Regions from separate parts of the Mus musculus genome. Here region 1 is linked to region 2. Evidence: chromatin contacts called from ENCODE Hi-C or POLR2A ChIA-PET data. All regions are on one chromosome and are shown on one strand. The core of a region is the stretch at or near the end of the contact, and the rest is flanking DNA. Distances in the headings are between cores, read along the strand shown.

Region 1 (7,184 bases), core at 2,057-4,556, 49 kb before region 2:
TAGTTCCTGTATTCAAAACATTAGTAAAAATAAACATTTTTACAGAGTCTTCTGCTGGACAGTTTGTCTCTTGACTCCTTGTTGAAAGGTTGTTTCATTTCAAACTTACGACAATAGGGTTTTTTGTTGGTGGTGGTTGGTTGTTTTAAATTGAAACAACTTTTTCTCCCAAAATCAAAGTTTTTGTTAAACTCCACCATGTAAAATTATTTTGTTAGTTTTGTTATGTAAATTCAGATTTATAACAATTTAGTGGTATAAAGGATGAAGCTAATTAATACAAAAATTGGGTTAAAATCAACTTTAGCATTTTCTCTGTATCTGTGCTTTTGGCTGGTTGGAAAGACTTTACTCGGTGTGAATATGTAGGCGGAGGTGCGGCAGATCTATGGCACTGCAGTGTCTCCTGGTTAAAGTGAACCCAGAAGCTTGTTTGTGCTTTAAACTCCAAGGAGTTATGAGTTAAGCCTGGAGAGAGAGCGCAGCAGAGGAGAGGATGCTCGTTGTTCTTGCAGAGGGCCAAGTTTGGTTCCCAGCACTCAAATCCGGTGGCTCACAACCACCTGTAGCTCCAGCTCCAGGAGCTGGGGAGGTCAACTGTGCTCCTGCAAACACCCACCTGCCCACTCATCTTCATCCATCTACAAACCTACCAGTGTCATCGTAGAACAAAAGAAGCCGAGAGGAGAGTAACCTCAGATCCTGTCATCTGATGAACCTTTTCATTGCCTGTCGGATTGCTAAGCCAAAGCAGAGTTGCAAAGCCAGAATTGTCCACAGTGCAGGGTGTCATGTGCAGACCGTGAGTGAGTTTATATCCAGCCAGATTAGTACTTGGATGTTATATAGTGGATCTTGTATAGCTCACTTGGTATGTATTAACATTTTAACTTTTTTCTTTTAAAGATTTATTTATTTTATGTATGAGTGCTCTGTCTGCATGTACACCTGCATGCCAGAAGATGGCATTAGATTACATCTATGGATGGTTGTGAACCAGTATGGTTGCTAGGACCTCTGGAAGAGCACCCAGTGCTCTTTACCTCTAAGCCATCTCTCCAGCCCAAATATTAACATCTTAAAAACATGAGCTTGGCCATGGAGGCACAGGCCTTTAGACCTAGCACTCAGGAGTCAAGGCTAGGCTGGTGTACAGAGCAAGTTCCAGGACAGCCAGGCTAAATATGGAGACTTTTTTTTTTTTAGATCTGTTTGTTTGTTTGTTTGTTTGTTTGTTTCGAGACAGGGTTTCTCTGTTGTAGCCCTGGCTCTCCTGGAACTCACTCTGTAGACCAAGCTGGCCTCAAACTCAGAAATCCTCCTGCCTCTGCCTCCCAAGTGCTGGGATTAAAGGTGTGGGCCACCACGCCCGGTTATTTTTAAAATTTTATTTATATGAGTAAACAGTAGCTGTCTTCAGACATACCAGAAGAGGGCATTGGGTTCCATTTCAGATGTTTGTAGGCCACCATGTGGTTGCTGGGAATTGAACTCAGAACCTCTGGAAGAGCAGTCAGTGTTCTTAACTGCTGAGCCATAGCTCCAGCCTCAGAAAACCCTGTTTTAAGAAAAAGTATTTGAGTATATGCATGTTAGTGCAGAGGCAGGATGAGAGGGTATCAGATCCCCTAGAGCTGAAATTACAAGCAGTTTTGAGTCACTGAACATTGGTCTTTGTGGGTTTTGTTTTGTTTTGAAGAAATATTTTGCCTGCATATAAGTCTGTGTACCAAGTATCCAAGATAGCCTGGAGCTGGAGTTAAAGGTGGTTTTGAGGGGCTGGGAATACAATCCAAGACCTTTAGAAGAGCAGACAGTGCTCTTCACCATCTCTTCAGCTCCTGAACTCTGGTCTCCTGTTTAAACTGCTAAACTATGTCACCAGCCCCACTTTGAGATTCTAAACAACTGGGAGATGGCTCAGCTAGTTAAAGCACTTTTCCCTTCTCTTCTCTTCTCTTCTCTTCTCTTCTCTTCTCTTCTCTTCTCTTCTCTCTTTTTTCCCCATTCATTTATTTATTGGCATCGTACCCCTGTCCAAGACAAGCACTTTGACTGTGAACCTGACCACCTGAATTTTGTCCCTGCATCCCAGATAAGGAGCTGGATGATGTGTGTTATTCCAGCACTCTTTTTTTTAAATTTATTTATTATATGTAAGTACACTGCAGCTATCTTCAGACACACCAGTCAGATCTCCTTAAGGATGGTTGTGAGCCACCATGTGGTTGCTGGGACTTGTACTCAGGACCTTCAGAAGAGCAGTCGGGTGCTCTTACCCGCTGAGCCATCTCACCAGCCCTTATTCCAGCACTCTTAGAGGGACATGGAAGTCAGAGACAGAATCTGCAGGAAGCTTAACATCCAACTGGGAGTATGCTACACAGCAAAGCCCTGCCTCAACAAGGAAGGGAACCCCTCCCAAACCTCTCTAGCTAAATACTTATATATCGACTGAAGTGTGCTCAGATTTTCCTAGAGCACCCTGAGGTCACTGTTGCCAGAGAAAGCTGAGCCCTGGCCTGCTACTGCACAGAGTTGTCTGGACTATGCACTGCCTGTTCTGCTATGTAGGCCAGGAGTACAGGGAGTCAGGCACTAATCCTTAGCAACTGAGTAGTCTTGAGGGCCAAAAAAGAAATGTGCAGATGAGACCACTAAAATAGATTTAAGAGAAAATATTTGGTTCGCAGGAGACGACACTTGGAGAGACTGACAGCATCCAGTGGTAAATGGATAGGCTCAAAACCTATGAAAAAGTGGGGTCCTGGCTGTTTAGGGGCAGGGAGGGCTAAGTTATCTACACCTAGTTACAAAGGAGGGAAGTGACTAACAGGAATTTAGATCTTGCCGTGACCCACCAAAACTGGTTAAAAAAAAAAATGTCCTTTCTTGCCACCGGTGTATTTTGTAGGCCGTTGGCAAGACCAGAGGCCAGCGCTGTCCATGGTAACTCTTTTGTGACTAAAAGCTTACATTCATTCATTTTCTCCTTTCATCTTGTTTCCAAAACAAATCCTGGAGGGCCGGTATCCCAGTTAGGTACCACGTAGGGATGGGGTCGAAATCACCTGGGTGGCTGTCAAGGCACGCCGGCTGGTCGACAAGTGATAGGCACTAAGGCCGGTTCTTCCCGCCAGACCCCTCCACTCAGGAAGCTCCTCCTCCGGAGGGCTGACAAACCGCCACTTCCACAGCATCCAATCAGATGTAACTGGAGGCGGGACAAGTTGCCGCTGATGGCTAATCAGTTTGTTAGGGCGGGGCTGCGGAGGGGCCGCGACGAGGTTTTCCCAGCCTTGAGAGACCCGGGTGAGGGCTGTGCGCGCTCTGCGCGCGCCCGCTCCAGAGCAGCCTCTCGGCGCGCTCTGTCCTCGGGTCGCGGCGCCCGTCACTCTCTGGTTCTGCTGAGGCCCAGGAACCTGGCTGGGGCAGGGACTGGAGGCGCGGGACGGCGCCTGGAGGTGGGTGCGGAGCGGGAGGCCCTGTAGCCGGGTGGGCGGGCGGGCTGGGGTCGACGCCTGTGTCCGTCCAGCCGACTGACGAGGGGTCAACTCAGCGAACCAGGGCGCAGAGCCCAGCGCTCGAGCCGCCTGCTTCCTGGCCGGTGCTCCCTTCTCTCTGATATCACTCCAGGCTATCACTGGGCAGAGGACACTTCTTCCCTTTTGCCCTCATCCTCCTCACCCTGTCTCCCTTTGTCGTCTTGGCATCTTCACTCTCCTGGTTGAACCGTTGGGTAGCTTTACCACCCCGCCTTGCCAGCGCCGAATTGTACTAGCGCCTTCAGACACCATCCATCTGGCTTTGTCATCTGTACCATCTCACCTGTTCATCTCGACTCTGTCCGTTCAGTCTACCACCTGCCTTCAGCCATCAAAATTCAACCTAGGTCCTCCTCCTCCTCATCTCCTCTCAGGGGACTCCTCCCTGGCACCCTGAATGTCCCCTACACCTGCCCCGCTCAGCCTCAGCCCCAGGCCTCTCCTTGTTTTTGCTCCTTTGTTGTCCCTGCAGCTGTCTCCTGGTTGTCTTTACAGCTGTGCTTTAGCCTCTATTCATCCTTCCACCCCATCAATACCAAACCCCAGCCCAGAATTCTCTCCACTTCGGACCAGAAACACTCGACTCTGCCAGCTCTCTTCTGGGTCTAGCCCTCTCCTCCCACAGCCTGGCCATCTCATGTCTCTTTCAGCTGGCCTGGTCTCCTCCAGCTTTCTGCATTCCAGAGAATTGCTCTGGCTTCAGGGGTCCCGACCTCTTCTGTTCTTCTTGCTCTCAGCCATTGGCACGCTCTCCTACTTTTCTTCCCCCAGCAGCTTCCCAGGGAGTCATGGAGCTGAACACCAAGAAGAAGCTTCACGCCCTGTCCCTGGCTGAGAAGATCCAGGTGCTGGAACTCTTGGATGAGTCTAAGATGTCCCAGTCAGAGGTGGCCCGGCGCTTCCAGGTCTCACAGCCCCAGATCTCACGGATCTGCAAGAATAAGGAGAAGCTGTTGGCAGACTGGTGCAGTGGCACAGCCAACCACGAGCGGAAGCGGAAGCGTGAATCCAAATACAGTGGGATCGATGAGGCTCTACTGTGCTGGTACCACATTGCCCGAGCCAAGGCCTGGGATGTAACGGGGCCCATGTTGCTCCACAAGGCCAAGGAACTGGCCGATATCATGGGCCAGGATTTCGTGCCTAGCATTGGCTGGCTGGTCCGCTGGAAACGTCGAAACAATGTGGGCTTTGGGACTCGCCAGGTCCTTGTCCCTCTGTTCCCTCCTGAAGCTCCTCCTGCAGTTCTCCCATCTCAGGCCCAGCCACCTCTTTCTCTTAAAGACTTCTCACCAGAAGATGTTTTTGGCTGTGCTGAAGTACCCTTGTTGTATCGCGCGGTGCCTGGCAGAGTGTTTGAATGTGATCGGTTGCAAGTACTGTTATGTGCCAACAGCAGAGGCACAGAAAAGCGAAGGGTATTTGTGGGTGGGCTCCAGGCGGCCCCAAGATGCTTCTTTGGGGTGAGCAGTGAGGCACTGCCTACCTCTTATCACCCTGACCTAGCCATTCCCTGGTCAGAGTGGCTGGCACAGTTTGACCAGGACATGGGACAGCAGGGCCGACAGGTAGCCTTGCTACTGGCTTCTGGAGTGGTAGAGGAATGGGCCAGCCTTCCTGGACTCCATCACGTTCGACTCCTGCCTCTCTCTGCCTCCAGCACCACTCCTTCCCTGCCTGGCTCTGTGATTTTGGCCTTTAAGGCCCATTACCGTCACCGTCTACTGAGCAAACTGGCTGCCATGCAGAGTGGGAAAGAGGGCACCTCCCTGGCGGAGGCCAGGGCTAGCATCACAGTTTTGGATGCTCTGCACATGGTGGCCGCAGCTTGGGCCAAGGTACCTCGCCAGCTCATTTTGAGCAGCTTTGTTCAAGAAGGGCTCGCTCCGGGCAAAACACCACTGTCCCTGGACAAAGACACTGAGATGTCACCAGTCCCTAGTGGGCTGAGCCAAGAGGAGTTTTCTCACTTTGTGGACCTGGAGGATGAGGACCCAGGGCCTAGAGTGTGCAAAGAGGAGACGGGTACTGAAGACAGTGGGAGGGAAGAAGATGGCTTTGAGCCCCTGCCCACCAAAGCCGATGCCCTGCAGGCACTGTGCACCCTGAGGAGGTGGCTTGAATGCAACAGTGCCTCTCCAGAACTCTTTGAGAAATTCTATGACTGTGAGGTGGAGGTGGAGCAGCTCTGCTGTCTGTGAGGAGGCATAGCTGCCTATTAGTCTCCCTCTCCTGTTTCCCATGGAAACGCCTCTCCAGAGACAGACTGGCTCTTTCCTGTGGAAATAGTATGTGGAGGGTGTAGAAGGGAAGGAAGTTGGAACACAAAGTCTAAGGTCAGAGTAAAAGTTGTTCAGGCCTAGAGTTTCTACGGATGGGGCCTCAAGAGTGGAAAGCTGGGCTGTGTAGCTTCTAGGCCCTGGAGAAACTTCTAGAGCTTTGTGGAGAGTTAGTCTAAATAGGGTAGAACCTAGAAAGGTGGACCGACTTCCTTTTTTTGTTTTTTGTTTTTTTTTTTTCTTTGAGACAGGGTTTCTCTGTGTAGCCCTGGCTTTCCTGGAACTCACTTTGTAGACCAGGCTGGCCTTGAACTCAGAAACCCGCCTGCCTCTGCCTCCCAAGTGCTGGGATTAAAGGTGTGCACCACCATCGCACAGCATGGACAGACTTCCTAACAGTGGCCCCATTCCTTGAATTTTTGTGTCAAAACCAATTCTGCTTCAGGAAATAAAGTTTTTAGCCACAAAGTCAGGATGTGGAGGACCTTTCTTCCTTCCTTCCTTCCTTCCTTCCTTTCTTTCTTTCTGGAATGTAATCTTGTATAGCCTGGGTTGACCTTGAACTTGCCCTATGACTGAAGATGATTTTGCACGTCTGCTTGCCTTCCCCTCTAGGGCCAGGATTATGGGGGTTTATGTGATACTCTGTATTAAACTTTTTTTTTTAAGATTTATTTATTTATTATATGTAAGTACACTGTAGCTGTCTTCAGACACTCCAGAAGAGGGCGTCAGATCTTGTTACAGATGGTTGTGAGCCACCATGTGGTTGCTGGGATTTGAACTCCGGACCTTTGGAAGAGCAGCTGGGTGCTCTTACCCACTGAGCCATCTCACCAGCCCTCTGTATTAAACTTAACCCAGGGCTTTGAGCATACTGAGCTAGTGCTATGCCTACTGAGTTTCCCCCCCCCCCCCCCGCCTCCTCAAAGCATGGCTTACATGAGAGAAGGGTGAAGTCTTTCTATCAGGAAGAACCCTTCATACACGGACCGTGCTTACAAGAAGAAAACTTGAAGAAAGGTCTCAGGGCGACTCAGACCTTTGCAGTTCTTACCACTTCAGCATCAGACTGTGTGGTGTAGTGGCCAGCAGCAGGGCAGGGCAGGACAGGACAGGGCAATGAGCTCTGGAATAATCATTCATTCACTACACTTTTCATCCATTTATTCATTTTACCACAGTTCCTTTTATCATGATATCCTATGTGGCAAGATTGCAAAGGTGACATCCCTGCAAAGCAGGACCAGAAAGCAATGACAGGCAAGTGCAGAATGCTTTGGCCCTACAAAGCCCAGTGAAACCCAGTAGAGGTGAGCTGGTTTTGCTGTTGTTTGTATGGTGATAGCGTTCTGGTTTT
Region 2 (7,291 bases), core at 1,617-4,116:
TCATAAAAAGAGTTCACTTCCAGATTTTTGCAACAGTGGGGGAAGGGTGAGAGATGGGCCCCTTCCCACCAGAAGAGCCTGGCAAATTTGGGGCAGGGCTTCTTTATCGGTTCCAGCTCCTGCCAGGGCAGTGAGTGCGGATGGGAAGGCTTCCTGCCAATGCGCAGTGACTGTGCAGTTTCCTGACCCGCATGTCTCAGGGCTCAGTGTGAAGGAGCCCGGGCAGAGGGGCCTCTGGCACCAGGAGAAGCACAAGGGAACCTAAAAACACTACAGCCTAGAAACTGGATCCATGGAGGATGGGGGCTGGAGTTCCAGAATATTCTCTTGTGGTAGCAATACTGGCATGGCCCTGCCTTTAGGGCACTTCGTCCCTTCTCTCTATTCCAAGAGATTTTGTAGGAAATTCTGAGTCTGCCTGGGTCTGGAAACAACAGGGCTGAGCTGACTTCCAAAGAAGATGAGGCCAGTGGGGGGCTGCCAGGTCCCTGAGAAAGAAATTGGAGCGTGCTCCCCCTTTAATCGGACATCACAAAGAGAACCCCATTTTGCTCTTTGCCCTCCATCCCAGAATCCCATAGCTGGGAAGGGGCATGCCTTAGAAACCAGGCAGGCTCCTCTGGCTGTCACCCCTCAGCCCCACCCACAGACCTGTTTACCACAATCTCCTGGAACAGCTTTTTTGATTGGGGGAGTTGCTGCTCTGCCCTAGTCCTTCAGTGGGATGGAGGTCCTCTGTGTGAAGGAAGAAACTCTGGGTATGTCCACCAGCGAAGGGTGGGCACAGCCTCGGCCCTAAGGCCTCCTCACCTCTCCCCTCAAATACATTGTTTCCAAAGAAAACTGTCCTTGAAGGCCAGGAGCCTCTGACACTGCCATCTTGCCCTTGAGAACTGGAGACAGTCCCTGGGCTGCTGCAGACTTGTGAGCACACAAATGCTTCATCTGTGCGTGACCAGGCGACCTAGCTTTACACAGCCCTAGGCTTGGTGTGTTACCAATTAACCCTGTTCCTACTAATTCAAAAAAAAAAAAGTCTCAAAAGCTGTTCCTGGGACTGAAGAATAATATGAAGGGAAATTGAAGGTGGTTGAACAATTGCCTAAGCACCTCAAAGTCAGAAAAGACTGACTCCACAGGCTAGGCCCGCCACAGGGAGCCCCTCCCTCCCTCCTGCTTTCATAGCCGCCTCCTGGCATTCTAGAACATTTTAACAAGCAACTCCCTGTTCTTGCAGGCAGTCACCGCCACCCACCACCGACACTTGGAACTGATGCCAGGCGGACATAGTGGTAATGTAATCCCAGCACTAAAAAGGTTGAGGCAGGAGGATGAGCCAAGAAGTACAGGCCAGTATGAGACAAAATGAGACCCTTTCTGGAATTAAAAAGAAAGAAAGATAAATAAAAGGCTGATTAGGTTAGCCCTTGGAGAAGGGTGAGGCGCAGGAATCTACGTGGCATAAGAACCGGTGAGCAAGCCAGCACTTGCCACATAATCACCCTCTGTGCTGGTCACATGAGAGAGAGAGTCACCAGTTTTCCGGGAACGGGAGGGTGCAGTCTAGGCCGGGCCTTGCTTGCAGATTCCATATGCTAGAGGCCGGAAAACAACCCCCTCCTTCCCTCCTCCGGGTTGCTAAGGGAGCCTGTTGTCACTGGGTGGTTTTGTTTGTAGAGTGGGTGTCGAGCCTGGGAGGAGACTTCCGGGCAGTTAATTCTGCCAGCTGCCTTTTTCATTCTGCGTGCTTGAACCAGCTTTTTTATTTTGGGGAGTATGGGGGGGGGGGGATGTGGAGGCAGGTGGCAGAAGAGCTGAGTAGATGCTTCATGGCGGGGTGGGGTGGGGGTGGGGGGTTGTCAGACTGTCCGAGCTCCTCACTGACATGGGCGGTGACAATTCCCCTTTTCAAAACCCTCACTAAGCCCTTGTTTGTGGACAACGTTTGCTTTTGGACCTGTGCTGGACCCCACCCCAAGTAGACAGCCAGCCTGGCTCCCCCAGTGGTCATTAAACCCACGCCTTGAACTCCACCATACACTGTCGCAGAGAAATGCAGCTTAAAAATATTTTTTCTCACTATACCACACCCAAAAGCAAAAATGTTTTCTAAAATCACTTAACTGTACTGGGCGCTCTTCAACCATAAACATTACATACACACATTCATTCTATATGCATGTGTACCATACAAAAGTCTTGCTTTATCATAGCTTGCAACCACCTTTCCCGCAATTTAATTAACCTTAGACGCAATTAAGCATTCCACCCAAGCTGCTGGGATAGTTCTTCCCCACCCCCACCCTGCTGCTGCCCGCACTGACGTCACCCTGCGAGCAGGCGGCGGCAACGCCCGAGAAGTCACGCGCCCGGTCCCGCCCCAACCCCCCCACCCCTACCGCCTGACGCGCCACCGCAGAGATCCCTCCGCCACCGAGTGGAATTTTCCAGGCTTTCTGCCGGCCCTACTTTCGGACCTCGTCGGGGCGTGGTGACCTGAGGCGACCCGTGTACTTTTCCTTCAGCGCTGACATTCGGTGTGACCCTCTTCCCCAACAGCTGACCCTACCCTTCAGCAGCAAAGGGGACTTACTTATCCCCGGTGGTGTTCACCGCCCAAATATCATCTTTGGATATGCCCTTCATCCTGTGACGCACCGCTAGGAGCAGAAAAGGATCATTGAGCAATCTGAGGGAGTGGCGGTTGACGGAGGCCATGACCCGCCCCTCGTGGGCTCCTTTGGCTCTGTGGCTAGGTCGGGGAGGAACTTTTTTTTAAGTGCCCGTGGAGGAATCGTTCCGTTTAGCAGTGTTTGGGTGACGCGACACAAGAGTATAAAAGCAAAAGTTGTAACCTCCACCTGTAGGAGTTAGTGACAAGGAGGGCTCGCTCTTGGGGCTAGTGGTGGGGAGGCAGTGGCCAGTTCAGGGCTCAGATGAGAGAGGTGGCAGAATTAGAGGCAGCCACTAGGATGGGGGTGCGAGGAGAAGCGGGGCTAAGTATAAAGGAGACTAGATTTTGGGACAGTGGACGTGTGGAAGGCAGCTTCCAAAGCGCCTTTAACAATCCACAAAGAACCAGCAGCTTTCAAGACCAGGCTATCCCTGCTGTCTGCTGGCACTTGACGTCCAGGAGGGCACAAGTTTCACAGGCCTACATGGGGGCAGTGTCCTAACTTGAGTGGCAGAGCAGCAGTTGATGGAGACGGGTGGACTGGGGGCCCTTGAAGGCCCCGGAAATCATAGAGGACAGGCAGTGGGGCAGGACTAGGTGCGTAGTGGAGGTCGCCTTTGATCTTGACAAAACCAGCAGACCCCTTTTTTTCCAGATAAGGGGTTGTGAACCCACCTGGGGATGAGGCCTGGTCTTATGGAAGGTGGACTTAGCTTCGCTGGGCGGACAGCTCTGGCCCAGGGTGGTATGTAATTTGGGTGTGGCCTGTCTGCACCCACTTCGGGGTGCGAGGGGAGGCCGGAGGAGGCTGCAGAGACAAGTTGTTTTTACTGTCAGGTCTGCCAGGCGGGGACCATGGAGATTGAAGGCGCAAGTCTTGGGGCCACATTAATCACAACTTTATTTTTCAGATAGCAGTGCCCTCTCTGGACTTTGCCTAGGTTCCGTGCTTCCTCTTCTGTGGTCTCACTCTTCCCTACTCTTGCCCCTCACTCTGAGGTTAAGGGGTCACTTAAAACCTTGCCCCTGGGTCGTCCGGTAAGCCTGTGGAGGATGTAGAGTCGGTGCTGGAGTCTTGGGCACGGCATTTTGGTAAAGGTGGAGGACACCCTGACTGGGCGGGGAGGGATGGTGTTGATTCACAGAGGGCGGGACGTGAGTGTGGACCCTGGGGTGGGCTCACAGCCATGTTTCCGGTCACCCAAATGCTTCATGGACGTGGTTTATCACTATAGTGTTCACCATGGCAAGCAGATGGCACCAGGAGATATGGAGCCCCTGCCAGTGTGAGTCGTAGCAGTGCAGGAGGGCTCACCCTGGAGGAGACAGCGGCCTCGGTTGACGCCTACACAGTGAATTCCAGAGGCTTAGGAAGCGCGTCCCTGCCCTGGGTCCAGGCCTTTCTCAGGAAGCCCTGTGCTCAGGAGGCCATCGTTGAAGTCAGCTTGTAGGGGGTGGGCAGGTGCTTCCAGCCGGAGGGGCCGTCGGCTGTGAATGTTCCAGATGAATGTCTTGTTCTGGGAGCATCATTCTTTGCGGATGCATGAATGGCAGCAGGCACCCTTTTTCATGGGGGTAGAGGCGTTCGACTGCTGCATCTTCTAAACAAGCCTCCATCCAGCCTTTGTAGTTCTGTGCTGCGAACTTGGCCTCGAGAAGATTGCGTAAGGTGTAGGACACTTTAACGTCTGCGCAGCGTGCTGCACTGTAGATCGGGACCCCAGTGACCTCGCCCACCTTCCCTGCTTCTGCAGCCTGCCTGCCTCTGCATTGGTCAGAGGGATTCTTAACTGAAAACTTGTGGGTGTTGGGGAAAGCTGTTGGGTTGTAAATGACTGGTGTGGAGGAATCTTCCTTAGATGGAGCTGGTTGTAAAATGGGTAGGGTTTGTGGTTTAACAGTGGGAAGGCGCAAGTTAGCCACAAATTCTGCCGACTTGGTAGATGCCGTATCTAATTTGGGCTTTGGGACGTCTTCTGGACTAAAAGGGATCCGTGGGCCCGAAGTGGTCCCTGGGAATGGTCTCTCCCAGGGTGTGGATTTGATACTGGGTGGTTGAGTGGCAACAGTGGTTCTGGCCCCTTTTGTTCATTAGCTTTTATGACTTAGGGCCTGGCTGTGTATACCAGGCTGGCCTGGGTTCACAGCCCTGCTCAGATGACAGTGTCCTGAAACAATGGCCTTCCAAGGTGAAACCTGAGTTATGGATCAAGCTTGGGAATAATACTTTTGGCACCAGATATGGGACTTGTGGGAGAAAGCAGGGCTCAGCTTGGCATTGGTGGGTTGAAGGAGTCGGGGTGCGGGTGAGGATTGTGCCTGGAACCGTGGGTTGATGGGAATAACAGTTTGGGAACTAAATAGTTCACATGAAAATCTAAAGGCTGATGGTAAATCCCTGCAGGTGGCACTACTTTGAGATGCAGTTGCTTGGAAAATACCAAAATCCTACAAGGGGAAGAGCAAAATTGTTTTGCTTCACTGTTGAATGGGGAAGGGTGACATTGAAAAGCTTTTCTTAGTTGCTCAATAGATGGTTGTCACTACCCTGACCTAGGCAGGCCACAGGGGTGGAGCCTGGTGGGGGGAAGCTGATTGCCAAGAAGTGAAGCTGGGGAGGGGCTTGTAAACGCCTCCCGTTGTGGGCTCTGAAACCATAGTATGGGGAGGTTGGCAGACTCTTCTGGGTCTCTATTGAAATTCTGTCATACTGTGTGATTAAGAATTCCAATGCTGCTATCTAAAGGAATTTCATATGGGAGTCATGCCTTATACAACACATACAGGAATTTAATGTGTGAGCCATGCCTTCAAAACACATCTTGAATTTCTGGAATTGGCCAGAAGACAACAGGGTTTGCTTATTTAACCTTTCAAATCAGTCATTGTGACAAGGGGACAGGGTCTTGCGCTTGCTATGAGATCATTGTGATGCTTGTAGAAACCTCATGAGTGCTTTGCCACTGAATACATCCATTGTGGGTTTGGCTTGAATGGTGCTTAAAAACCATCCCTGAGCAGAGGGGAAGCTGTTAAACTGTCAGTCAAAGCAGTTTGGGAAATAAAAGAGACTGGGCCCTGGGTCATCTTACTAGATAACACTTTGTAAAAATTGGTTCTGAAAACCCTGTTTATTTGCATATTTGTGAAAACCCTGTATATGTGGTTGTTTTGTGAGTGTGCTTAAAAGTGGTGTGACCAGGGCAAGATCGCTCATTGGAACAGCTGTGTGGAATGGGGAAATGTGAAGAAAGCTGTAACTGCAGGTTGGTCGCACACGCTTCTCTGTACTAAAGTGTTCAGTGTACAAACCCACTAACCATTTTCCTCCCCTTTACAGCAAAATAAAGGTTTGAGATTGAAGCTTCTTAGAATTGTCATGGCTGTTACATTCTCGACCTCTGTCACTTTGCCTTCATATAGTTAGGCCTAGATGCACTGCACCATGGAAGCAGTTAGAGCAGGTCTGGTCTGAGCAGCTTGTCAACTCTCTGGGAGGGAAGGGCTGCTCACTGTGAGCTGACAATGGCTGCAGACATGACACTGAGTCATGGGATAATGGCACTGCAGGTAAGGGAGTATTCTGAACATGATCTAGAACATTCCCAGGTTGTATTCCAAATAGTATGGTTTTTTAGTTTGGGGAAAATGTCTTAATATGGTATGAGCTTTTCATATTTTCACTCTTAAAAGCTGGTGTGGGCTTGAGATTTCAGTCTGTACATGCAATTCTGTCTGCCTGAGGAGCTGGGCTTTGGCTATTTTTGGTTTTTTTTTTTTTTTTTTGGTACATGACTAAGGTTTTTTACCATGGGAAGGGTGTGGTCAGAAGCCCTGGGAATCCAGGAAGTGGGCCACGCCTTGTAAACAGTCCTGGGTAATGGTAGCTAATCCATTGTAGGAGCCAACCTGCCCTGAATTTAGTTGAGTGGTGTGTCATTAAAGCTGGAAATGTTACTACTTAGACAGATTGTGAGCTTAGAACTCTGCCAGCCTCTGCTAGGACTGGAGCCTGCTTGCTGAGAGCAGAGGGTAGCCTGTGGCTCTGTATGGAACTGTTGTCTTGAACTGGAGTAGGTAGGAGACCAAGCAGAGGGTGGGAAGTGTCTTACTCTTCCCTGAGAGCCGCCAGGCTGGCTGTGTTCTCAGCTCCTGTGTATTGTATTGTTCTTTTTCTCGGTCAGTCTGTCAGTGACCTCTCTCTTGTGCTGAGAAGTCAGAATGGGGTGTACCAGGAGTGCTGTCGAGGCTTCTGGGACTCCAAGGGTTAAGTGCTACTACAGCACATGAGGGGGTTTCCCTTCACCCACTTTTTTTTTTCTTTTTACTTATTTTGGTATTTTGAGAAAAGGTTTCACTGTATAGCTCAGACTGGCCTAGAATTCAAAGATCTACTAATGACTGCCTCCCAAATGTGTCTGGGATTAGAGGTGTGTGCCTGTGCGCCGTCTACCTGCCTCCGTGTCTGGTTTATCCCAGCGTCATTCTGGTTTCTTACCTAGTTTCTGTGCCTCCATTTTCCTCTTATCGGACCTTTTGGGTTTTATACTTACAAAGTTCTCCATGTTGTGTCAGCGGTCTGGTAAGGAATATATTCCCAGCTATGTTAGAGGTGGC

Evidence for each region. A loop is a pair of places that touch in the nucleus more often than their neighbours do. ChIA-PET counts read pairs that join two places held with the same protein, here RNA polymerase II (POLR2A).
Region 1: POLR2A ChIA-PET joins it to region 2 with 22 read pairs in embryonic stem cell. The contact joins the promoter of Tigd3 here to the promoter of Neat1 in region 2. A Hi-C loop is called at or near these places in 3 of 37 maps with a recorded cell type or tissue (T-helper 17 cell, gastrocnemius and v-Abl transformed pro-B cells). POLR2A ChIA-PET finds 5 or more read pairs at or near these places in 4 of 5 experiments (Patski and embryonic stem cell).

The regions. Positions count from the first base shown.
Region 1 is chr19:5,890,250-5,897,433 of GRCm38, reverse strand. It overlaps Tigd3 (tigger transposable element derived 3), which reads left to right and starts at 3,306. Exons shown (of 2, transcript NM_001362045.1): 1 at 3,306-3,464; 2 at 4,317-6,296. The coding sequence starts at 4,334. The coding sequence ends at 5,746. It overlaps Dpf2 (D4, zinc and double PHD fingers family 2), which reads left to right. Exons shown (of 11, transcript NM_011262.5): 11 at 1-918.
Region 2 is chr19:5,841,053-5,848,343 of GRCm38, reverse strand. It overlaps Neat1 (nuclear paraspeckle assembly transcript 1 (non-protein coding)), which reads left to right and starts at 2,866. Exons shown (of 1, transcript NR_131212.1): 1 at 2,866-7,291.